Linked DNA regions of Homo sapiens: region 1 is linked to region 2. Evidence: read pairs that join two places in POLR2A ChIA-PET (ENCODE). Cell type or tissue: IMR-90. All regions are shown on one strand.

Region 1 (2,500 bases), 270 kb after region 2:
TCCTTTGACGTTAGAAGCCACGAAAGAACAGAAGATTAAAAAGTAAATCATAAACAGCTGCATCTCGCCTCCCAGTGTTTACATTCTTAGACATCCACTTTTTAAAAATATTCCCTCTGTAGATCAAAACATGCTGTACTTTGAGAAGGGGAAAACAATGACGTTAACGTTAAAATATTGTACAGTTTACATATAAACAGAGCTAAGTTTATGCACATCATTCTAGTTGGCAGTAACTCATCTGAATGGCTCAAACTGAGAGCTATAATTAAGTGTGTTAATTATCTGTGTACACAAAAATCTAAAATATATATGTTCCTTATTATAGAGCATAGAATACAACTGGTTTAACAAATCAAAATAATCCAAAAAGCTTTTTCAAGTTAAACTTGGGTGCTCTGAAGCTGGATGAAACTAGGTTCAATTACTGGGGGAAGTCTGTTTCTTCATCCCATCCTTCCCCTCCCCACAACTTTGTATTCCTTTCCCTCAGTACCTTTTCTCTTTCAATTAGTGCCACCCACAAATACTGCTCAGCTCATTACTGACACTCAGGCTTTAAAAACTGGGTGGCCCCATACCAAGAACCATTTTTAAAATTACTGCCTTCAAGCATTAAAATGCTAATCCAACAGAAAGCAAAGCTTAAGAGCATGGAGCTCCTCCTCCCAAAAACATACATGTATATGGGAGAGAAGCACGGATGAGCCACATGTTTAAAATTCTAGTTTGTAACATATTCAAGAGATAAGCAGTTGGCAGAAAGCTTTCAAAACACAATGCCCATTCACAGACTTTATGCACTCACTTTCAGCCTTATAAAGGGAAATACTTCATTCTAAGAAGGATCTAAGTTTTAACATAATACAGGCCAACTTCCATCAGAAGCAGCAAATTAATATCAGTGGTAAGAAGGCTAGTAAGTTCAGGCAGATACAAGATTTAGGGGCCCTGAATTATCATTAAGAAAGCATTTATCTTATACCCGCATGTCTAAGGTACAAGCCAAGGTGAGTCACCAACTCATCTGACTGAAAGTTCTGTTGCTAAAATCTGGTATCGCTGACCTCACTGAATCAAAACATATATGCTCCTTTGAAGGTGGTGAAACATCCCTAGTCAGTGAATCACCATCTCTCAAAAATCTCCAAGGATTATAGGTAAACATGAGCCCTGCCACTACAAGTCAAAGTCTTGATATCCAAAGAACTGGCTCTGGTGTTAATGCATGCCCAAGGTTTAATGAGGATGAAGAAAAGAAAAAAAACAAACTAACATATTTTCCCTTTAGAACACAACTAGGACACATGGTTTTTTAAATCAGATGACTTATTGATCAATTATAATATGCTTATTGATGCAGAACAATAGCAACGTGACCTAAGGCTCAGGGATTCAATCCACAACTGGGATAGGTTATAAGGAAGAACAGAATTGTCTCCTTTAAAATACAATGGCTCTGGCTGGGCGAGGTGGCTCACGCCTGTAAGCCCAGAACTCTGGGAGGCCCAGGTGGGTGGATCACAAGGTCAAGATATAGAGACCATCCTGGCCAACATGATGAAACCCCGTCTCTACTAAAAATACAAAAATTAGCTGGGCACGATGGCGTGCGCCTGTGGTCCCAGCTACTCGGGAGGCTGAGACAGGAGAATCACGTGAACCCAGGAGGTGGAGGTTGCAGTGAGCTGAAATCACGCCACTGCACTCCAGCCTGGTGACAGAGTGAGACTCCGTCTAATAAATAAATAAATAAATAAATAAATAAATAAATAAATAAATAAAATACAATGGCTGCTTTCCCTAACAGGCTGTATGTAGCCAAAGAGAGGCCTAACTGCTTATGTGCTTGCTTCCAATGACAAAGTGCGTGTGTAAGAAGCACAGATATACTTGACTGTTTATAAACTACTGCAATTAATAATTTATGACAACGACTGCAAGTCATACAACATCTGAGGGTACCTATAATACACTAAGCAAGAAGCTTTCACTACTAGAGGATGGTACGGTTTGAACTCTCCTGGAGCCCTGGTTCTGGGCATTCAGTAGGCCAGCAGTTCCCAAACATGTTCTACAGAACATGAGCTCCATGAGAAACAGTCTTGTGAGGCTGAGGCACAGTGGCTCACAACTGTGATCTTGGCACTTTGGGAGGCTGAGGTGGGCAGATCACCTGAGGTGAGGGGTTCGAGACCAGCCTGACCAACATGGTAAAAACCAATCTCTACTAAAAAATACAAAAATTAGCCAGGCATGGTGGGGTGTGCCTGTAGTCCCAGCTACTCAGGAGGCTGAGGCAAGAAAATTGCTTGAACCCGAAAGTGGAGGTTGCAGTGAGCCAAGGAAAGAAATAGAGTCTTGTGTCCAAAGACATTTAGGAAATATCTCCCTCCTGACATCTCTCATCTCATATTAGAGCTTGATATTTTGTTTAACCATGTGTTTCCTACACTTATAATCTGAAAATATGTAGTTTTCATTTCATATCTGTGCTAAC
Region 2 (2,500 bases):
TAGCCTGTATGAAAGCAGGAAAGGGAGACATTTTTTCCACTGTTTGCACTCACTGCGGGATTTGGGGTATACCACACAACAGAGGACATGTCTCTCTAAGCACAGGATGAAAAGAATGTGCCTCAGAGAACACAGCTTTTTTGCAAACTCAATTGGTTTACCCAGTTTATATATTATAAATTTTGTCTCCATTATCCTCTTATTCAAACAGATGCATGTGCACACACACACACACACGCACACACACACAAATTGGAAGAAAGTCAGCCAAAACCAAAAAGACCCTGTAGAGAAGCAAAAGCAAATGAAAGGAAGACAAAGCTTTAAAAAGAGGAGAAACAAATGTTAAAAGGGATCACAACCCAGGTTAAGAATCCTAGAAAAGGGAAAGCAAAATATTTGAGCACCGTAAAAAGGAAAATATTTCAAAGGAGTGAAAAAACACCCAGCAGAACTGCAGTTCATGAGTGAATTTATGAACTATCACTTCCTTTCAAGCCCATAGGAGGAACACATGGATCAGCTTCTATCTCTCTCTAGTATCTTGGCTGTTTCCATGTTTTTCTCACCATATCTCACATTTTTCTTCATTTGGTAGTTTTTTTGTTTTTTTTTTTTTTCAAACCTCCCTCCTTCTCAGGAGGTGAATAGAAGGTGGCCCCTCTATAAATGACTATTATCCCTTCGGGGTGAGGAATGTGGAAGAACCATGTCAGGAATTCCAAGCAGCCCAACAGCATTAAGCTGAGGCAGAGTTGTTTGCAGAGGGAAAGCGAGAGAGCCTGGACACACGAATAATGGAGCTGATGTCCTCAGAAATCATTGCAGCTTATGTTTCCCATTTAGGTTAAAAAAAAAAAAACTGATAGAGTCACAAACAGGCACTATGAACTTCTAGCATTTCGCTTAGATACAGAACTTATTACTATGTGTTCCTTCCTTCCATTTCAGACTTTGGGGCAAGAGAAGCAGTCACCTCCCAGAATTTTTCAAATCCTGCCTTGTGCAGCAAATATCACAGCTGCACCCCTCCCGTATTATGCATTCATGAGGTAACTCACAGAGGAATGCATTCTTCCCCAAGAGCTGCTTTGCTGGAGTTTCTAGAGTAGAAAAGAATTAAGTGTAGATATGGCAGAGATCCCCAAATTTTATATTAGAAAAGAGAAACCAGAAACCAGACTTAACTGCTTTTATATGTGTGTGTGTGTGTGTGTGTGTGTGTGTGTGTGTGTGAGAGAGAGAGAGAGAGATGGAGATAAATAAAAACATAAACAGGTATAGATAGGTAGATTAGATAGATAGATATATCTAGAAGAAGATCAACAATGTATATGTCAGAGGCATGTGAACCAGAGCAACTCCATCTTGAATAGGGGCTGGGTAAAATGAGGCTGAGACCTATTGGGCTTCATTCCCAGATGGTTAAGGCATTCTAAGTCACAGGATGAGATAGGAGGTCAGCACAGGGTACAAGTCATAAAGACCTTGCTGATAAAACAGGTTGCAGTAAAGAAGCCAGCTAAAACCCACCAAAACCAAGATAGCCACAAGAGTGACCTCTGGTCGTCCTCACTGCTACAATCCCATTAGAGCCATGACAGTTTACAAATGCCATGGCAACGTCAGGACATTACCCTATTGGTCTAAAAAGGGGAGGCATGAATAATCCACCCCTTGTTTAGCATATCATCAAAAAATAACCGTAAAAGTGGGCAGCCAGCAGCCCCCAGGGTTGCTCTGTCTATGGAGTAACCATTCTTTTATTCTTTTACTCTCTTAGTAAACTTGTTTTTGCTTTGCACTGTGGACTTGCCCTGAATTCTTTCTTATGTGAGATCCAAGAACTTTCTCTTGGGGTCCGGATCAGGACCCCTTTCCTGTAACACCTATATGCGTATATATATATATATATATATATATATATATATATATACACACACACACACACACACACACATACATACATACGTGTGTGTGTGTGTATGTATATATATATATAATATATATAAAATATTTCAAAGGAGTGAAAAAACACCCAGCAGAACTGCAGTTCATGAGTGAATTTATGAACTATCATTTCCTTTATCATTTTCTATAACATATATATGTGTAAACATATACACACACATATATATATGTGTGTGTGTATATATGTATAAAATATATATAAAATATTTCATAGGAGTGAAAAAACACCCAGCAGATGGAGTGACATGGGGAAACATTTTGCTTGTTTCCCCATCTAAACTTCCCAAACAATTGGCAAGTTCAGAGCCAATTGCTACACCATTGATTGGGTTATGGAAGGCTCCAAAAATGTAAGGGGCCAACACAAGCAAAATGTTTCCCCATGTCACCCCATCTGCTGGGTGTTTTTTCACTCCTTTGAAATATTTCATATATATCATATATATATATATAAAGGTGAGATGGGGAAGCATTTTATATATATACACACACATATATATGTATGTACACACATATATACACACACACA

The links. ChIA-PET counts read pairs that join two places held together with the same protein. Peaks named below come from ENCODE experiments on the same cell type or tissue, not always from the same donor. Only the 100,000 strongest peaks of a DNase experiment are listed, where the experiment ranks them.
Region 1: POLR2A ChIA-PET joins it to region 2 with 10 read pairs; 3 of 35 experiments call an interaction of 5 or more read pairs at or near these places.

Annotation. Positions count from the first base shown.
Region 1 is chr2:226,755,221-226,757,720 of GRCh38, forward strand. The region is part of intron 1 of IRS1 (insulin receptor substrate 1); the gene reads right to left. Among named protein-coding and RNA genes, the nearest start is that of IRS1, 43 kb to the right of the region's middle. In IMR-90, no CTCF peak of the experiment used is centred here; DNase peaks (open chromatin) are centred at 81 and 1,071; H3K27ac peaks cover 2,101 bases.
Region 2 is chr2:226,483,425-226,485,924 of GRCh38, forward strand. No RefSeq gene overlaps it. Among named protein-coding and RNA genes, the nearest start is that of MIR5702, 170 kb to the right of the region's middle. RefSeq lists an enhancer at 506-1,007. In IMR-90, no CTCF peak of the experiment used is centred here; a DNase peak (open chromatin) is centred at 1,057; H3K4me3 peaks cover 212 bases; H3K27ac peaks cover 1,123 bases.